2 separate regions of the Homo sapiens genome follow, and region 1 is linked to region 2. A link is an interaction called in ENCODE POLR2A ChIA-PET data of the cell type or tissue named here. Cell type or tissue: Panc1. All regions are shown on one strand. Links, peaks and the distances in the headings refer to the core of each region. The heading gives the core; the rest is flanking DNA.

The links. ChIA-PET counts read pairs that join two places held together with the same protein. Peaks named below come from ENCODE experiments on the same cell type or tissue, not always from the same donor. Only the 100,000 strongest peaks of a DNase experiment are listed, where the experiment ranks them.
Region 1: POLR2A ChIA-PET joins it to region 2 with 14 read pairs; 2 of 35 experiments call an interaction of 5 or more read pairs at or near these places.

The regions. Positions count from the first base shown.
Region 1 is chr1:70,376,912-70,384,306 of GRCh38, reverse strand. No RefSeq gene overlaps it. Among named protein-coding and RNA genes, the nearest start is that of LINC03102, 20 kb to the right of the region's middle. In Panc1, for the core only: no CTCF peak of the experiment used is centred there; no DNase peak of the experiment used is centred there.
Region 2 is chr1:70,154,088-70,159,087 of GRCh38, reverse strand. LRRC40 (leucine rich repeat containing 40) reads left to right here. Exons shown (of 15, transcript NM_017768.5): 11 at 3,292-3,399. Among named protein-coding and RNA genes, the nearest start is that of LRRC40, 49 kb to the left of the region's middle. RefSeq lists an enhancer at 2,188-2,482. In Panc1, for the core only: no CTCF peak of the experiment used is centred there; a DNase peak (open chromatin) is centred at 2,337.

The sequences.
Region 1 (7,395 bases), core at 2,396-7,395, 220 kb before region 2:
ATTATAAGTTTAGTGTCTCTCCTACAATATCATAAAGGTACCATACATTTTGCTTAGCTGTCATGTTTGTCTATCACTAACAACCTTACTATTTGTCTTTTTAATGTACATATTTTCTCTTCATTGGTAGATTTTAAGCATCTTACTGGCAGAAACCGTTTTTTAGATAAATTTTGTATCACTTTTGTAGGCAAACGGAGATGTATAACAATAATAGAATTATAACCTATTGCAGGAGTGATAAAATACCCTCATAATATTGTTCGTAATAAAACAAACAATAAGTCTAGTGCCTTGACCCCATAAAAATTTATTTATTATGATGAAAATGCTAAGCTTGGGATGATAATTACAAGTTTAGAATGATGATTAATTGGGGGTGTTTGAGTTGATGCTATAACCTATGTATGACGTATATACCACTGACGAGCCTCACAATCTGCTGTGCAATAAAAATAACAAAATGGGATTGGGGAAGACCACTCAAAACCTATGCAAATCTATGGCCAAACTTCTATTAAAAAAACTCAAAAAACAATTGGTCCCCCCTCACCCTCCTCCCCTGAGAAACTTTGGACGGTCAAGTAGGCAGCTCGTTGTATCTGCAAACTGCTTCAGGGGATACTAAAAATGCAAAACAGCAATAGAGTAGAAATGCTGGCATGCTGGCATGCAGTTGTGAAGACAGTGTAGATGGAAGACCACTGAGCTATAGAGGGGCATCTGTAAAGGTATGCAGAGGAGAAAGTACAACCTGTACAAGCTGATAGTTCAGCAAGGCTAGAGGTGCACCTCCCTGGGGAGGAGCTATGAAACAAAGTACTCATTTTTCTATTTCTTAAAATAGACCTGAAGGGATTCCTGCCTGTGCAGCATCCAAGCTGAGGGTATTTTATCACTCCTGCAATAGGTTATAATTCTATTATTGTTATACAGCTCCCTTTGCCTACAAAAAATTGCTCTGAATTTATTCAACTTTCAAATTATACTGATATGATGTCCTATATGCCAATTGTGTATTAGCTAATTGTTGTTACATACATATGCTATAGCAGAATAGACTGTATCTTGCTGGGGTGAAGACAATAATAAGCACATCACTCTGAACCCAGACTGCCCAACCCAAACCTGGTTCTACCATGTATACCTTTTTTTTTAATCTTGAAGCCCAATTTACTTAACTTTAAATGAGGGTAATCATGGTATCTAACTCATAGGAATAAATGAGTTAATATAGGCAAAGCCTATGTAGTAATACCTCAATAAATGTTGCCATAAACTTGGAATAACTAACAAGACCAGTGAAAGACACAGGAACTAGTGCAAAGCAGCCCTTAGTTGCAAGGTCCTGGGTGACAGCAGGCTGCAAAATCAAGGAGGAAGTGAGAATTTGATCTAAAGTTAAAGATTCACCACAAAAAACCTAGTAGAAGGAGAAAGTACTTAAGGAAACAGAACATGGATACATTCCCAGAGGCAACTGTAAGTGGAAGGCAGGGTTCATTGGCAGGCAGTGAACAATTACAGGAGATTGACTTACAGAATCCACAGTCCAGATCCAGTATGTAAAGACTGGTCAATAACTGAATGAGAGTAATACTTTTATTTCTACAAAGAACAATGAAGATTCCCAAGTTAAGGAAAAGTCACCTATTTTTAGGGTCCTGTGATAGTGTGCTAAGGGTTGCTATTGTCCAATTTTTTACTTTGTTTCTTTGGTTGTCATTGCCATTTTGTTTCCTTTAAGTCCCTGAAATTATGTTATTGTAAGATTTCAGGTAAGATTAACCAAACACATTTTGCCCAGATAAAGAATTACTGTAAAAGATCAACTCAACCCACTACCTAAGTACTCTGAAGTTCCTGAGAGTGCCCTCTTTGGAAAGCAGAGAAGATGGAAGACGGATAGAGGGTTGGAGGGTGGGGGAGCTAAATCCTGAGAAAGTTATCCGAGATGGGGAAAGATCCCTGAAGGAGAAACCTATGCAGGGCATGCCAACAGCTGAAAAAATTACACTTATCCTCTCAGTTGGCCACTAGTATTGGAATTAGGGGTGGTGGTTTGTTATTCACTGCGTGAGTCCTGACACCAGTTCAATAAGGTGTTGCATTTGTTTGCCAAATAGTATTTTCACACTCTCTAAGGTTGCAATAAACGTACCATATTCTTCTGACCTCCCTGCACTCCCAAAAGCTTCATCCTTCAACAATCTCATATCAGTTGCGGTTCACTGGTTCTTAGTCAGGATAGAGCCTTGTATAGTCCAATGGAACTCATATCCAAGCCATGGTCATTAGACAGACATTAGACAGAAGCTTTTATTTATTTTATTTTTTTCTTTTTGAGAAGAGTCTTGCTCTGTCGCCCAGGCTGGAGTGCAGTGGTGCGATCTTGGCTCATTGCAACCTCTGCCTCCCAGGCTCAAACAATTCTCTTACCTCAGCCTCCTGAGTAGCTGGGGATTACAGGTGCCCGCAACCACACCTGGCTAATTTTGGATTTTTAGTAGAGACGGGGTTTCGCCATATTGATCAGGCTGGTCTGGAACTCCTGAGCTCAAGTGATCTGCCCACCTCAGCCTCCCAAAGTGCTGGGATTATAGGCTTGAGCCACCTGCACCTGGCCATTTGCTTAGTTTTTTTGAGCTGTGAGTAATTTAAGTAGTGTACTTTTTAAAATAAAGCTTCATGAGTCTTCTCAATGAAGCTGTAAATGCACACGGTTATACAGATTTCAGTGTTTTCAGTAAAATGTCTGGGTCTTTCCCAGAAATCACAATATTTAACACATACTATGTACAAAGCATTATTGTAAGTGCTTCATATGTATTCACTTGTTTAATCCTCATAATAACCATATGAAATGGAAACTACTATAATTCCTTTATAGGTAAGGAAACTGAGATACAGAAAAGTCAAATAACTTGCCTAAAGAAGTTAGTCTGAGCACAACCCAACTGGTTGTGAATGACAATTCCCTATTCATACAATCACTGACCCACTCTGCTCTGTAAGGTGATGTCATTGTAATATACTGGATCTGGTTTGAAACAAATACTGGAAACTTTATAGGCCATATCAGAATCTCACTTATAATTCAGTAAATAGGGCCATCTAAAGGTCTTTTAAAGGTTTTTATCTACCAGAAGATCGACCTTTCAGTTAATTCTTATATTTGGGACAGCTGGTTATATAATATTTTGGAATATTATATGAATCCCCTTCAAAGTAGTTATTATGACCACTAGTACTAATCACTTGCTAAATCTACTTTCTGCTTGGTTATCATATATTACCAATGGGGCTGATCAGTCTATTTGATTCCAACATAGTATCTACTTTTTCAGGAAGCATTTGGGTCAGTTAGAGTTCTCTATGTAGTTATATCTTGTTTATACAGCTAGAAAAAAGTAAACACCTATATTTTATAAACAGATGCATACTTAAAATATGTGTTTTTTTCTTTTTATCATCTTTTCCACATGTTCTAGAACACCTATATATTAATGTTTCCTTTTTAAATTAATATCAGTAAAAATTGGCCCGGTGCGGTGGCTCATGCCTGAAATCCCAACACTTTGTGAGGCCGAGGTGGGCGCATCACTATGTCAGGAGTTCGAGACCAGCCTGACCAACATGGCAAAACCCCGTCTCTACTAAAAATACAAAAATTAGCTGGGTTTGGTGGTGCATGCCTGTAATCCCAGCTACTCAGGAGGCTGAGGCAGGAGAATCACTTGAACCTGAAATCGTGCCACTGCACTCCAGCCTGGGTGACAGAATGAGACTCCGTCTCAAAAAAAAATCAGTAAAAATTGAATATCTCCTATTATATTCACACTTTTATATTAAAACTAACTTTTGCACATATTATACTAATCTTCATTTTTCCAGTATAATTATTAATTTATGAGCTTTATATATGCAATTTGTTCCAATTAAGAATAATAATAATAATTTTGATACTCAAATGTGGTGGGTGGGAACTGCTTTAAGATGTCTCCTTTGTCCTTTAAACATTGTCACTAAAATTTTGGAAATTATCCTTGCTTTTTAGTAATACTATTAATAGACAGATGAATAGATAGATAAATAAATTTCCATTTTTTTTTTCTACCCTAAGACTTAGAATCAGTCACCCTCTATGGAATCTTTTTTTTTTTTAAAGTTTAGTAGGTAGTAAGTACACACTCATTGTTGGCTATAAGTACACGTACAAAGCCCATGACTAGTTCCTCTTCATTGGTAACTACCCCTCCTTCATCTCATCCACAGAGTGCTACATGCCCCCATGTTATTACAATGCAGCCTCATCTTTTGACTATAGTTGTTTCACCTGAGACCGAGTATTCTTTGAGACCCTAGGTCCAATTTCCCTTTGTAGGCCTTTATTTTTTTTTTCCTCTTAAGACATAATTGGGGCCGGGTATAGTGGCTCACACCTGTAATCCCAGCACTTCGGGAGGCTGAGGTGGGTCAATCACTTGAGGTCTGCAATTTGAGACCAGCCTGGCCAACACAGCAAAACCCTGCCTCTACCAAAAATACAAAAAATTACCCAGGCGTGATGATGTGCACCTGCAATCCCAGCTACTGGGGAGGCTGAGGCATGAGAATCGCTTGAATCCAGGAGACAGAGGTTGCAGTGAGCCAAGATCTGTCACTGCACTCCAGCCTGGGTGACAGGGTGAAACTGTGTCTCAAAAAAACAAAACAAAATAAACAAACAAAAGAAACCAAACATAATTGGGATTAGCTAATTAGCAAATTAGTAAATTATTATTACTTTTTCACCAAAGTAAATTACTTAAAAATCTCTATACATTTTCTCCTAAAGATAAAAGACACATGTATCTGGCTTGGCTTTAGCTGGTTCAATCAGCCATGACTGATGAGATGGGTCAGAGAGTCATAGAAGATAAAACCTGCCTTGTTTTATTGTTTAGGGATGAAAGGGAAATTTCATGAAGAGGGAGGGAGTGTTGTTGTGTGCCAACCAGGCAACCCAAAAGTATCTAATACAAACTTATAAGTTAAACAAATGATCTCTAAGATAAATTATTGATATTCTAGAGCAGGACAGTCCTATAGAACGTTCTGTGAGGATGCAAATGCTTGCTATCTGTACTATCCAATATGGTAGCCACTAGACATCCATGCTTTTCAGTAATTGAAATGTCACTAGTGCAACTGAAGAAATAAAATTAGTTTTATATGATTTAAATCAATTTAAATTTAAAAAGCCATGTGTGGCTAGCAGTTAGTGGGCAGCACAAGTTTAGAATTCTTGTCGAACCATTGTAGAACAGAATTATTATAACATGCTTATTTAAAACTTCAGAACCTGGAATCAATCCTGGGTACAAATTTGGTCTTTGCCATTAATTATCTGAATAAATGCAAGTAAGCTGGGCCAGGTGCAGTGGCTCATGCCTGTAATCCCAGCACTTTGGGAGGCCGAGGTGGGTGGATCACCAGGTCAGGAGTTCGAGACCAACCTGGCCAATATATAGTGAAACACTGTTTCTACTAAAAATACAAAAATTAGCTGGGCATGGTGGCACACGCCTGTAATCCCAGCTACTTGGGAGGCTGAGGCAAGAGAATCACTTGAACCCAGGAGGCAGAGGTTGCAATGAGCCAATATCACGCCATTGCACTCCAACCTGTGCAACAAGAGCTAAACTCTGTCTCAAAAACAAACAAACAAAAAAGGAAAACAACAAATGCAAGTAAGCTACTTTACTTATGCAAGCCTCTGTTGTTGTTGTTGTTGTTGTTTTCAACAAAAAATAGAAATAATAATCCCGATTTTACAGGATAGTGCTACTCAAAATGTAGTTTGGACATCAGTACCCGTCAAAGAACTATTTGTTACTGATCAGAAGTTAAGAATAAGTATTAAGAAACTTTTATAGAAATTTAACAGAGTAATTTTATGTCTTTTCAATCTAATACAATTTTGGGGGCTGGGTGCAGTGGCTCACACCTGTAATCTCAGCACTTTGGGAGGCCAAGGTGGGTGGATCACCTGAGGTCAAGGAGTTCAAGACCAACCTGCACAACATATAGTGAAACCCCGTCTCTACTAAAAATACAAAAATTAGCTGGGTGTGGTGGTGCACACCTGTAGTCCCAGCTACTTGGGAGGCTGAGGCAAGAGAATCACTTGAACCCAGGAGGTGGAGGTTGTAGGTAGCTGAGATTGTGCCACTGCACTCCAGCCCAGGTGACAGTGCAAGACTCCGTCTCAAAAAAAAAAAAAAAAAAAGGCAAATCAATCTAATACAATGTTGTATGACATTTAAATTTTTCATTTTCGTAGCAAAAAAAAAAAGGCTTCAGTGAAGATGAAAGTAAGGAGATGCTGAAGTAACATAAGCTGGATGTTAAAAAAAAAAAAAAAAATAGGTACAAGCCGGGCATGGTGGCTCACGTCTATAATCCCAGCACTTTGGGAGGCCGAGGTGGGTGGATCACCTGAGATCAGAAGTTCAAGACCAGCCTGGCCAACATGGCAAAACCCCCTCTCTACTAAAAATACAAAAAAAATGTAGCTGGGCATGGTGGCGAGCACCTGTAATCCCAGCTACTCCTGAGGCTGAGGCTGGAGAATTGCTTGATCCCAGGAGGCAGAGGTTGCAGTGAGCCAAGATCAAGCTGTTGCACTCCAGCCTGGGTGACAACAGTGAAACTCTCTCTCAAAAAAAAAAAAAAAAATAGGTACAGCAAAACAACACATATGATAAATAGCCATAGCATCAAACTGAAATTATGTTCAAAATGAAATAATCCTTGTACAGCATACAATAGAGCATCAAAAGAAACAACAGCACATATCTAGGACTTGTTGAAAATTCAGAAATAAAGAACAATAGAAAATGCTTGTTAGGCCAGGCCTGGTGGCTCACGCTTGTAATCCCAGCACTTTGGGAGGCCAAGGCAGGTGGATCATCTGAGGTCAGGAGTTTGAGACCAGCCTGGCCAACATGGTGAAACCCCGTCTCTACTAAAAATACAAAAATTAGCCAGGCGTGGTGGTGGGCACCTGTAGTCCCAGCTACTCGGGAGGCTCAGGCACAAGAATTGCCTGAACCCAGCAGGCAAGGCTGTGGTGAGCCAAGGTCATGCCACTGCACTCCAGCCTGGACGACAGAGACAGACCTGTCTGGAAAAAAAAAAAAAAAAAAAGGCCAGGGCAGTGGCCCACGCCTGTAATCCCAGCACTTTGGGAAGCCAAGGCAGGTGGAACACCTGAGGTCATGAGTTTGAGACCAGGCTGGCCAACATGATGAAACCCTGTCTCTGCTAAAATTAGCCGGGCATGGTGGTGTGCACCTGTAGTCCCAGCTACTTGGGAGGCTGAGGCACGAGAATTGCTTGAACGTGGGAGGT
Region 2 (5,000 bases), core at 1-5,000:
TCAGAGTACTTGACTTAGAGTAATAATAATTGCAAAAAACCATGATGAAATAGAAGGATATTAAAAGTATAATAAAAATAGAAGGATATTAAAAATATAAATGACCTTCAGTGTCCATTCCTTCTGCAGTTTGTGTTTTACTATGCTTGAGAGAGAGATGGTTTTGTTAATAGTGATATTTTTATAATGGGAACATTTTATTGTTATAAAAAAAAAGAATGACAGTATTGATAATAAAGTTCTTTGACTCAGTAATCAGCATCCAAAGAGAATTTCATATTGGTGGGTGTCTATGTTAGTAAATAAGAAACTAGTATTTTAGTTAATGAAAACCTTGACCAGCAGGCAAAGCTTGAGAGGTTGTACCCTGCTAATTTATCTGAACACAAGTCAAATAATGTATCATAGTAATAATGTGCTGTGGTAGCAAATATTCCAAAACTGAAAAAATTACAATGTTAGTATATAAATTGAGACAAAGCCAAAAAATTTTAAATATTTTTTATGGAAGTATATGAAATTGGGAAAAGAAGATACCTATGCAGAGATTGAAGGTAGTTGTAAAGTATCCTTTCAGTACTGTCTAAGGCAACAACAACAAAAACATAAGCAATACTGTCAAAATTTTTGTAGCAATTGGTTCATTTATGGGTATTGTAGTGAAAATACAAAAGAATATAGACTGAAGTCAGATAGGTGACTAGATTTATTCAAGAATCTACACAGCCAACATCAGTGTATGGTCTTTTATCCTTAATGTATCAGTAGGAACTATCTTCTTAGCAGTCAGGATACAGTCTCCATTTCACATTTGTTGTGTTTCATTCATATTGTTCTCACCTCTTGCCTGCCACTCTTAGAAATCACTACTCTAAGCTAAGTTTCTTTTGCCACGCTAACACAGGTAGCACTCTTCTGTACTTACATTTGACTCTTTCTTACAGAGCATGGCAACTTAGCTTTTTTTTTTTTTTTTTTTTTTTTTTTTGAGGCAGGGTCTTGCTCTGTTGCCCAGGTTGGAGTACAGTGGCGTTATCTCGGCTCACTGTAACCTCAACCTCCTGGCTCAAGCGATTCCCCCACCTCAGCCTCCCAAGTAGCTGGAACTGCTGCACGCTATCCTGCCCAGCTAATTTTTTTATTTTTTGTAGAGATGGGGCCTCTCTGTGTTACCCAGGCTGTTCTTGAACTCTTGAGCTCAAGTGATCCTCCTGCCTCAGCTTCTCAAAGTGCTGGGATTACAGGCATAAGCCACCATGCCTGGCCAACTTAGCATATCTTATCTTCCAAATAATATACCCATTTATTCAGTAGATATTTTTGGAGTCTACTAAGTATCACATTCTGTGCTAGGTATCATAAATAAACTGATTGATGAGACAGACTTCATTCCTGCCTTAGGCTTTTTTTAGCTTAGAATTTCTTTTATGCCTGACTTCTGGCTTCCATTCCCTCATATACAGATACCATTTATTGAGTCTCTATTCTAAGGGGATCTAGGGTGTTGTACTAGGTACATATGCTGTTGCTTTTAATCATGCAGACAATCTATAAAGTAGTATTGGTCCAATTTTATTTGGGATAACCATTTCTACTTCTTAAAGGCACAGATATCACAAAAGCATAATCTTAGATTACTTTGATTCTAAATTTATTCGGATTTGTTTTTCTTAAAGACTTTAACTGGAAAGGAGTGTCTTATTTAAAATATAAATTATCAATCTCAAGGCATAAATGCTTTCAACTAAAATTTTTAAATAGCATGAATCTTTTAAGTCTGACTAGCATGAGTCAGTTCCCCATGAACTTGAGCATTTGTGATTGAAGAGATGAAAATGCTGCATCTACACAGAAGAAAATGGGATGCTAAAGCAGAAGTAGAAGGTATAATAACTGTGAAATGTAGGCTGTCTTTACATATTTGTATTACAATGCATTTCTTATACAGTTCTTCCATATTATACATTATATGTAATGTTTTTCTGTTCATAGTCATTCATTTGGCATTCCGTTGAAGTTTCTTGAAGGTAGATGACATTGTATTAAGCACTAATAATTTTAAAAGAAGAATGTAAGGATAATGGCTAATTATTACATTAAAAAAACAGTTAAATCTGCAAATGTTAGAGTTCTATATAGTAGTCCCGCTTATCCACAGTTTCACTTTCTGCAATTTGGGTTACTTGTGATCAGGTGCAGTCCGAAAATATTAAACGGAAAATTCCAGATGTAAACAATTTATAAGTTTTAAATTGTGCACATTCTGAGTAGCATCATGGAATTTTATGCTATCCCTCTCTGACCTGCCCTCTGTGACCTGTCATGTCTCATGACCTGGGACATGAATCATCCCTTTGTCAGCATATCTATGCTGTATATGCTGCCCATCCTTAGTCACTTAGTAGTCATCTTGTTATCAGATTGAAAAAATATGGTGTATACTATATAGGATTCAGTCCTCTCAGAAGATTCTGGCATCCCCGGGGGGTCTGGATAAAGGGGAACTACTGTATTTTCATTTAAGATTAAATTTATATTTTATTGAAAACCTTACTGAAAATTTTAATAAAGAGGAAATTTATTTATATTTACATTTGAAAACATGTGGCATAAATAACAATAAATAGTCCTTCAGATTCTAATGTCACAGAACTGAGATTCAGGGGAGGTAAGTTATAAAGCTCATTAATGGTAGAAATAGGAATAGTTTAATCTCAGTCCACTGCTCTGTCTACCTTGTCACATACTAAAGGAGAGAGAAATTGGTCCAGGTTACTAAATTAAAATTAAACTAATTTTAAATTAATTAAACTAATTTTAGTTAGTTTAGTATAATGTTGAACTTTTTAAAAAAGTTATTATCTTGTAGAAATTATATACCCAAACAAATTTGACAGAAAACTCCTCTTATAGATTTTTAAGATGGGGCAACAACTAGCTTTTAAAATTATAGATTTAATTCTACTCAGAGGTAAAGGAATGGGCTCCATTTGCTATATGACTTGTAGATATCTTAGACTCCAAAGATAAATATCTATTTTTATTCACATTGAGTATATGAATGCCCAGAAAATGTAGCACAATATGTTATAACACAATATGTTGTCTGAATTCCTAACAGTGAACCTTTTATGGCTTGGTAGATTATGTGGCATTTGTTACAAAATTTTATAATCAATGGCTTTGAAAAATTTCATAAAATCTTTAAACACCTTTAAAAATGAAGAGTAATAATCATATCTTTTTGGACTGCTAAGAATGGTTCGTTTTTTAAAACCATTTTTCATTTAGTGATAAACAAGCAACTTTGATTCCTGATGAGGTGTTTGATGCAGTAAAAAGCAACATCGTCACTTCTATTAACTTCAGTAAGAATCAACTATGTGAAATTCCAAAAAGGTAAGAACTATGATGCCATGTCTATAGGTTGTGACTCATTCTGTTGTTTTTCCATCTTGGTTTTTAAATTGGTTTTTCCATATTGGTTTTTAAATTTAAAACTATATGTAAAAATTTTTACATTATTAATATTAGAGGGATTTAGCAAAATGTCATTAAGTATTTACTGACACAATTTTATCATTTGTTCTGAGAGGTATAGAGGTTTTAAAAAAATTTGTTTCTTTTTCTTTTATGTTTAAACTTGGAAAATGGGTATAAGAATTATTAAAAACATTATTTTTCCCATATAATGAAATATAGGGAATTATATATACTCTCACATAATGAAATATTAGGGAAAATTGTTAAGAGACTGTCTAACATCAGGTCCATGTGGATTAATAGGAATTTCCATTTGGGGCTTTATGTTAATGAATTGCCAAGCCACTAATTTTTCCACTGATAGGAAAAGCAAAATTAACTGAAGCCTGTTAATATTTTTCTCCTAGAAAAGGATTCTTCACATGCAGTCATTTGCTTTATACATTGTACTGTTAAATACATTTTTTGTTGTTAATTACAGCAAAATCTTTAGATTATGAGTGTTAATTTAGTATATTGTTGAACTTTAAAAAACATTTGTTATCTAGCAGTAAACTATATACCCAAAGAAAGCTGACAGATAATCTAGCAATTAAAACAACCCAATGTGAGACAGGATAGGGTACTGATAAGGAACTTGAGCAATATAGTCAATTGCTTATACCATATCCCAGACCTGCTGTATAGTTTTTGGACAGGTTAACTAGCTGTTCTTAGTTTTCTCACCTGTGAAATAGGGATAATAATAGTGCCTGTTTATAAGAATTAAACTAAATGACATAATCCACACAAAGCATTTAACTAGAGCCTAATGCTTTTATGCACGTAAATACTTAAGAGGAAAAAAAAAGGTGATGTCGTGGAGGAGAGTGATGTGATGAATTGAGAAAGTTGAATGACTTTCATCTGACTATCAAAAATTTTTTAGATGTTTAAAGCTTTTAAAAAGTGAGACAAAATATAATTTGCTTTCTATTTCTCAGAGCATAGTTTAGGGAATGTAGATCTTAAAAGACGACAAATTTAAGATAGTCCATTGCAAAAGGGATCTCTAATCCATCTTCTGGTTCTCTCTTGTTTTAAAGGACTGAGAGGATATTTGATAGAATTGAGCATTTAGATTTGCTCTCAGATAGGACAAGTTTGCTTTGGGCGGGGGGTCCTGGATCAAATAAGTTAATTGGGAATAAAGATATACTTAAGAGACATTACTTATTATTTACTGCCTCATTTTATCTCACTATCTGGCTCTTCTTTTGCAAAATAATGTCATTCTGTTGACACAGCTATTATATCACATTTTGAGCAACTTAGAATGTCAAGAAAATAATCAAGACATGCCTTATTACATGGACATGTTGCATTAAAAAAGCCATGCTTTTCTCTAGAAAGTTCCCAAACCACTTTCCCTTTTTAAAAAAATTTTAATGAACAATTCATGCTTTTCACCAAAGATTATAAAAATAATACATATTCATAAAATTTTGGAATAAATAAAGGAATATATCAGTTGTAGT